2 separate regions of the Homo sapiens genome follow, and region 1 is linked to region 2. The links are chromatin contacts, found by Hi-C or POLR2A ChIA-PET in ENCODE. All regions are on one chromosome and are shown on one strand. Each heading gives the region's core, a stretch centred on a gene start or an enhancer-like site at or near the end of the contact. The rest is flanking DNA. Distances are from core to core; before and after follow the strand shown. Region 1 overlaps PITPNM3 (PITPNM family member 3). Region 2 holds the start of PIMREG (PICALM interacting mitotic regulator).

Region 1 (3,977 bases), core at 627-3,126, 52 kb before region 2:
ATCAAATCAGCCTCTGCTAGTGTCATTCAACCTCCAGCAGTGCTATGAGACCCACCCACTCCTCCCTGTCCCCATCCCTTCTCTAGTTGAGGCCCTATCTTCTCTCTCCTGGACCATTGCATCCTCCTGTGCACTGGCGTCCCTGCCTCCCTGCCTCCCGGCCTCCCTGCCTTCCTGCTTCCCATCTCACCCACTCTGATCCTCCCTTCAGCGTGTCAGAGAGACCTTTGGAGGAGGAAAGGCTGGTTCTCACAGCCCCTGCTTTCTCTCCCATGGATCCTCTCGAATGAAGCGTGAACCTTGCCTCCATACAACCTTACCCGACCACTTTCCCCTCTTCCTGTCAGCTCTCCCGTTTCCCCAGGCTAGCTCTGGGAGGAGCGTGGACTCTCTAAGCACAGTTTTCTTGTGGGCTAATTGGGAAGCCTGAGCATACCATCCATCTCTGCGGAGGAGACAGAAGCAGTTCCTCTGCAGCAAATGGTGGGAAGGACCAGGGTCCCTCTGGACCCCGCACTGTTGGCCTCTGCCCTTGTGGCTCCATTCATGGCTGCTGGGCTCACACGTGCTGAATCCAGCAAGCCCGGCTCACCCCTCCTGCTGCAATATGCCACCACCATAGAAGAGGCAAAGGGTAGAGCTGTTGTCTCAAAGGGGCAGTAACTCCCCTTCCTCTGCCCACGCCCCCATCCAGGAACGTCCGGTGGGAGGAGGCATGACATTCTCCCAGGAGACCTGCGGCTGCCTCACCCGCTCCATGCCTCTCCCTTCCAGTCTCAGCAGCTCCACGAGGGGCAGGGCTCCGCAGTGCACAGGCTGGGAAAGTGCGAGTTGAGAGGAGCCTCCCTCTGCCCCACCCCCATGCAGGATGGGTTGGGGGGCAGATTCTACAGCAGGAAGACCTGTCTATTGTGGCCCTTGAAGTTGGACCCTGCCTGTGTGGATGACAACAGCCACCTGACACATGTGACCCAAAGCCATGCTGGTCGTCTCATGGCTTTTCCAGAGCCAGCGCCTGGCATCAGCTGCAGGGGTGAGGGCCGCAGGCAGCTGTCCCACGTGCGGGGAGGGTCTTCCCACAGCCACGTCCACACATTAGAGCAGATGCTCTGTGGGGCTGTGAACTTCCTCTTGTCCCCAGAAAAAGACCTGGCAATGGTCCACAGAGTCCCAACCCTAGTCCCAGTCTGACCCTTTATCTTCATCCTCTACTGAGCCTCTCTCCTAGCCACCAACTGAGCCCCAATTTATCCCCAGCTGGGTCCTAACTCCAGCCCCTGGTCCTGGACTGAGCTTGGGTCCTCGGCTCAGATGCAGAGAGATGTAGATGGCTCAGCTCACCTCTCCCCATCGTGGGCATGTGGTTTGACTTCGCACCCCACTGCCTAGGGTCAGTGACCAGAGGAACAGCTCTGAATGCCCTGACCAGCCACCGAAGGGCTTCCCTTCCCACATACCCTCAGCCCCTGGCCTCCCCAGGAAGACCCCCCACCACAGACAGGATGCGTGAAGCCCCTTGCCCACGGCTGGCCTCTCCACTCCTCTGCCTGGTAACTGGTGTCTTTTCCTGGCCTGTGTGGGCAGCTTGCTGAGCACAGCTGCAGACAGGCTATATTTAGCCAGCTTTAATGAGCTCAGGGTGGCAGACGTCCGCCTTGGGAGCACTTTTCTTGCATGTGTGTGTGTGTCTCTGCTTGGCATCGTTCCTTCTCGTTTGTGTGTGTGTGCCCTTGCACTTGTATGTGTGCATTAGCCTCTATGCCAACGCATTGGTGCATTCACTTTCATGAGGATGTGCATTAGCCTCTATGCCAATGCATTGGTGCATTCACTTTCATGAGGATGAGTGTGCGTCTCTGTGCGCATATACAAGTCTATCTACATAGCATCTGGGCTTTGCTGGGGCACGTGCAGCTTCCGACACTTATAGGGGTGCAAAATGGGAACAAATGATTAGTTCATTCACCCATCTGTTTAAAAAATATTTAATGAGCACCTTTATATGCCAACATCATGATAGTCTTTGGGGATAAAATAGAGCAAAATCAAACCCAGTCCCAGCCCTTAAGGATCTTGTCATCTGGGAGACGGAGGAGGGGAAGATAATAATCAAATAGTCATAAAATGAAAAGCGTGAGGATTAACCCCAGGAAAGAGAGGACCGTGGCGCTTTTGTGGAGAGGACAGGAAGAGTGGAAGGCCCCCGGAAGGAAGGAACACTGAGGTTCCTGTGGGAATTATCTGGTCACGGGGCAGTGGAGAGAAGAGCCCAGGCCCGGGGAACATTTGCTGGGACTCTGCAGTGAGAGGGAAAGGGGATGTGCGAAAACTGGCTGAGTTCAGAGAGGGAGGGGCGAGTGTGGGAGAGCGGAGCAGAAGGCGGGGGCTTGGTCAGGATAAGAGAAGCCTGGAGAGGGGTGGTGTGGGAGGAGGTGATGGGATTTGCATAGAGCACTTAGGATCCAGCCCGTGATGCAGTCAGGGTTCTAGCAGGAAACGGAAGGCTCACACAAACCACAGGTGGGAGGAGGGCTTAGCAGAGAGACTTTATTCACAGGTGAGTGAGGCTTTAAGGAAACCAAGAAGGCATCAGCAATACCCTGGGGTTGTTCCCACCCCTGAAGGAGAAGAGCCCAGAGAGGCTCCTGCATGAGCCTTCAGCAGAGACCACCTTACGATGACCCGGCATGGAGGGGGCTCCCTTGCCCCAGTTCTCCTACTGGTGCTTTCCATCGCTACACCCAACCTGTAGCTAGGGGGCCTCGGCCTCGGGCTGAGTCGGGCAGAGATGGGGCACTGAGGCTCTGGAGGGGCAAAGAGAGACCTCACTGCACAGTCTACTTACTTCCACGTGGAAGAATCGCCCTTTCCTTTGTTTTTCTGTAAGCCACTTTGATTTTGACTGTACATTCCCTTGCAGCTGTGCTGGTGAAGGACTCCTCCTCCTCTGTGTGTCCAGGAGCTTCTCTTTCCTCCCTCTCCTGCCATCGCCTCAAAACTCCAGGGGTCTTCCCAGCACTCTGGTGGGGGAAGGGTGCCTGCAGCATGCACACATGTGCAAGGGGTCCTTCGTCCACAGCGGTGAGCACGAGGACCCCAGAACCCAGCCTGGTGGTCCCTTTTGTCCTGGGCTTGCAGCTCCTGGCTGCAAGGGTTCACGCTCTCTGGAGCATGGGATGGCCAGGTCTTCTTATGTTGTTCTCCATCTTCCTGGAGTTGCGAAGGGACCCGTATAGAAGACTCTCTCCTCCACCCAGGGCCAGGGTGTGAGGATCTCTTTTCACCCTGAAGCATTCTCTGTCTCCAAATCCTTTCCTCTTGGGAACAAAAGAGCTTTTGGAAACAAAAGCCAGGAAGCTCTGCCACAAACCTTCCCAGAGGCAAAGGAGCCAGAGCTGGGAGAAGATATAAATTGGTATCTAAAAAAAAACCACCCTGCTACATGCACTTAGAAAAATTCTTATTTTTAATCTGTCTTTTGAGTAGGTAGCACATATACATGGTATAAAATGCCTCCCTCTCCTGTCTTCCAGCGCACACAATTCTCCCTAGAAGAAAAGATTATAACTGGCTTCTTAGATTCCATTTCAGAGATAATCTCTGCATACAAGAGTCTATCCATAAATATGCATTTATATATATTTTTATATCTATACCCTCACACAGATGGGAGCACACAGTTCCTTTCTTTGTGCACCTTGCTTTTCTCAGATGTTGATACTAGATCATGATTGTCTCCTTAGCTCAGTATGCTTAGAGGTGAGTTGTTTTTTGCAATGGGCATGTGCAATTTCACTGTGGTCCAATTTATTTAATCTGTCCCCTACTGGTGGACATATAGGTGCTTCCTGTCTTTTGCTGTTGTAAAAGCAATGTGGCAATGGTTAGCACTGTACATATGTCCTTTTGCACATGGGCTTGGAATTGCTGGGTCAAAGGCATTTTGCATGTTGAATGACATTGCCAAATGGCCCTTC
Region 2 (4,158 bases), core at 187-2,686:
GTTCATACCCAGACTACAATTCTGGCTCTCCTCAGGGATACACAGCTGAGTGGGCAGTACACCTTGCTTTCCCTCAGCTCTAGGCCTGGACTTGCACTATTTCCCCTACCCTAAATACCCCTTGACCTTTGCTTCCCTGGGTGAACTCTGGAATCACCTCCTCTGGGAAGCCTTCACCGACTAAGCTTGCATTTGGTGAGCCTCACTATTGGTCACTTGCTTTGCAATTTCCTATCACGTACAGCTCTTATCACCTGGTATTGTGAGCATCTGTTTCCTCCAAGACATGCTTTCATTCACTCATTCAACTATTTGTTGAGCACCTATATGTGCCAGGAACTATCTGGGGTGGTGGGGAAACAGCAGTGAACTAACCAACGTCCCTGTTTTCATGAAGTCTATATTCTTGAGGCTCTTTGAGGGCAGGAACTGCCTGGCACCAAGGAAACACTCCATAAAAAAGATGATTAGTGTTGTCAGTATTACCTGGGACACGGCACCCAAAGCACTCTTAGCTGAGCGAGCTGCAGCCTGGAGGCCCTGCTGACCTGGCTCTGGGGTTTCCAGGCGTTTCCAGGAGGGCCCTGCGCGGAGGTTGAGGTTGACGGCTCTCAGGGGCAGCCTCCTTTGGAACTGTCTGCACAGGGACCCCAGGGCCCCTACAGAGGTCTCCTGATGGCTGACCACAGGCTGCAGCTCCTTGCTGTCCTCCAGCTGCTCCTGGTGCTGGAGAGATCTCCGGCGCACGGAGGTCCCCATGTTCTGCCACCGAGAAGCCATCTGCCTGGCCAAGAGTCTTCTCTGTCCACTAGACCCTGGGGAGGAGGGCGAAAGGCAGATCAGCAAGGCATTCCCCATACCCATTCCCAGGCCCCACAGAGACCCTGGACACAGGGGAAGAGACGGGATGCAGCGGGGTGGCGGGGGCGGGCGAGTTGGTAAGTGTGGGTGCAGGAAGGAGGATGCTTCCTGGAAGAGGGGCCTCGGGTCAGCAGCATTTCTGATGTCCCGCCCTTCAAGTTTCCAAAACAGCTGTCTTTTCATCCCAACCTCCTTCCTCTCTCTGGCTCAGGCGAGGAGGGGAGGCAGGGTCAAGACACGCCGTAGCCGAGCTTCAGCGCTGGGCCCAGGACACGATCACCATCTTCTTCACCAGCTCGCCCAGACCAAACGCGCACCCGCCCAGACCCCGGCCTTCCCACCAGACGCCCCGATTTCGATCCGACTTCTTGTGGTACCCAGACGACCCCACAGGCCGTGCGTGTCCGAACCTGATGCCCTCCCCTGTGAACAGAACCTGATGCCCTCCCCTCCGAACAAAAAAATTGTTTTGAGTCCAGATCGCGCCATTGCACTCCAGCCTGGGCAACAAGGGCGAAACTTGTGCCCAGCCCGCACTCACCCGACACCACTAAGGCCGAGCACAGCCGCAGCACAGCTGCTCCTCGCCCACCGCAGCCGATTTGAAACTCTGCGCGGCTCCGCCCCCGGCCCCGTCCTCACAGCTGATTGGTTCCGTCCCCGCCCCCGCCACCGCCACCGCCCCGGGGATCCGATTGGCTCCCTCTCTCGCGGCTGCAAATGCTGCGCTTGGATTGGCCCGGCCGTGCCCATTCATCGCTCCGGCCCCCGCCCCGCCGCCAGCCTCGTGGCTCCGGGCTTTGTATCCTGCGTCCCGCTCGCGCCACTGCCCTTGCTAGCCCAGCCCCCGCGCATCGCACACCGGGTCCCCTCCCTGGAGCGCGCACAGGGTTCAGGCTGCTCTGACCCATGGGGTGGAGGCGGAGGTCCTGGGACCTAGGCCTCCTGGCTCAGGCCCCAGGCCCCAGGCCCGGCAGCGGGCAGAGACCCCTCTCATCCTGCCAAGGGGTCTGGCTTTTCCTTCTTGCTCAGTGGTTTTGTCAGAAGGAGCCAGGGACTGGCAGTGCAGAGCCCTGGGTTCCCAGAGACGTTTTCTTTCAAATTTCCCTCCTGACCCTCCCTTCCTGTGACAAGACACTGTCCCTCTCTGAGTTCCCCATACTCGCCATCCACGCTCCGCCCTCCCTAGAAAACGCGTCCCGGAAGCGGGGATAGACCAGAGTACCGGTCTGCCCTCCACCCGTCTACACCGGCTCCCCGCCCCCGCCTTGCCCCACGCATCCCTCCCTCTCTCCAGCGGAATGCCTGCCTCTCTTCTCCTTAGCATCCAAACAAATGCAGCCATTATAAAGCTCTCTCCAGCTCATCTTTCTCCTTTCGGTGACCTCAGAGCAGTGCTGCCCACTCCCCCGGCTGGTTTCTTTGTTACTTCTCCGCACAAGAGCCTGAGATGATGGCTTCTTGAGACTCTGTCTTCAGCCCTCTCCGTTTCTGGGTGGTCTCACCCACTCCTTTGGCCTCAGTGATTTCCAAGGAAAGGATGATGATAATGATTAACGTGTATATGGCACTTAGTATGCACAGGTACCGGTGTTGCAGTTTATTAACTTACTTGATCCTCTGCTATGGTTTGAATGTGTCCCTCAAATTTCACATGTTGGAAATGTAATGCCCAAATTCATATATCGGTGGCATTTTTTGTTTGTTTTTGAGACGGAATTTCACTCTTGTTGCCCAGGCTGGAGTGCAATGGCATGATCTCGGCTCACTGCAACCTCCGCCTCCCAGGTTCAAGCGATTCTCCTGCCTCAGCCTCCCTAGTAGCTGGGATTACAGGTGCCTGCCACCACGCCTAGCTAATTTTTTGTATTTTTAGTAGAGATGGGGTTTCACTATGTTGGCCAGGCTGGTCTCGAACTCCTGACCTTAGGCAATCCACCCGCCTCAGCCTCCCAAACTGCTGGGATTACAGACGTGAGCCACCGTTCCTGGCTATCGGTGGCATTTTTTAAGACATATAAATTGTTATTTATTCAAATTATAGAATATTATACAGCACTGAAAAATAAGCAAATTGTAGCCAGATGGTGTAACTTAAGTCAATCTCAGAAATATGTTAGATTAAAAAAAAGCAATATGCAGACAAACATAAAGTATGACACTGTATAAATTCAAACGCAAAAAAGCTCAACAATATGGTTTAGGAATATGCACATACATTTGTGGACAAAGCTATTATGGAAAGCAAAGGAATTGAAACACCAAAATAAAATAAGTCGTCGTTTTTGGAAGGGTGGCAGGAGAAGAGGATGTAATGAGGAAAGGGCTCAAAGGACTTCAAAGATAATGTTCCATTTTGTAGGCTGGGTGGTGGCCACATGGATGTTTACTTTCTTCTTTTTTATTTTTTTTCTTTTAGACAGGATCTTGCTCTGTTGTCCAGGCTGAGGTGCAGTGGTACAATCATAGCTCACTGCAGTCTCAACCTCCTGGGCTCAAGCAGTCCTCCTGCCTTGACCTCCCAGAGTGCTGGGATTACAAGCGTGAGCCACCTTGCCTAGTCTTTATTATTCTTTAAACCATATATGTAAGTAATTTTATACGTATCACTTTATAAATGCGTGTGTATACACATACCTGTACATATATTATTTTCTAAGTATGAGCTACTTTGTAATTTTCTTTAAAATTTTTTTTAAAATTGACAAGTAATAATTAAACATTTATGGGGCACATAGTGATGTTTTGATACATATAATGTAGAGTGATCAGATCTGGGTAATTGGCATATTCATCATCTCAAACATTATCGTTTTTCTGTGTTGGTAAGAGTCAATATCTTCCTTCTAGTTATTCGAAACTATATATTATTGTTCACTCTAGTCATTCCACAGTGCTATAGAATACTAAGCTTATTACTCCTATTTAGCTGTAACTTTGTGTCTTTTAACAAATCTCTCCTATTCCTTCCTTGCACCTACCATTCCCAACGTCCAGTATGTTGATGAGGTGAGGCCTTTGGGAGGTAATTAGCATTAGATAAGATCAAACAGATGGGGCCCCCATGATGGTACTGGTGGCTTTAAAAGAAGGGGAAGAGAGACCCGAGCTGACAGGCACGCTTTTGCCCTCTCACCATGCGATGCCTTCTGCCATGTTACAACACAGCAAGAAGGCCCTTACCAGATGCCAACCAGATGCCAGTGCTATGCTCTTGAACTTCCCATCCTCCAGACCATGAGCTAAGTGTCTTTTCTTTATAAATTATGCAGTCTGTGGTATTCAGATATAACAACA

Evidence for each region. A loop is a pair of places that touch in the nucleus more often than their neighbours do. ChIA-PET counts read pairs that join two places held with the same protein, here RNA polymerase II (POLR2A). Pooled maps may share reads with other maps.
Region 1: a loop to region 2 is called in a pooled map, with 2.5 times the contacts of the local background. The contact joins the enhancer-like site here to the promoter of PIMREG in region 2. A Hi-C loop is called at or near these places in 2 of 168 maps with a recorded cell type or tissue (HepG2 and PC-9) and 3 of 50 pooled maps. POLR2A ChIA-PET finds 5 or more read pairs at or near these places in 6 of 52 experiments (H1, RWPE1, WTC11 and 2 more).

What each region holds. Positions count from the first base shown.
Region 1 is chr17:6,494,735-6,498,711 of GRCh38, reverse strand. The region is part of intron 4 of PITPNM3 (PITPNM family member 3); the gene reads left to right. Among named protein-coding and RNA genes, the nearest start is that of PIMREG, 52 kb to the right of the region's middle. RefSeq lists an enhancer at 269-1,159. Within about 2 kb of position 1,876, at least 5 of the 41 ENCODE cell types and tissues checked have a DNase peak (open chromatin) inside an H3K27ac peak, as active enhancers do.
Region 2 is chr17:6,441,733-6,445,890 of GRCh38, reverse strand. PIMREG (PICALM interacting mitotic regulator) reads right to left here and starts at 1,436. Exons shown (of 6, transcript NM_019013.3): 1 at 1,403-1,436; 2 at 487-815. The coding sequence starts at 780. The region is part of intron 2 of LOC107985017 (a long non-coding RNA gene); the gene reads left to right. RefSeq lists silencers at 1,187-1,414, 1,497-1,746, 1,977-2,126 and an enhancer at 1,478-2,056.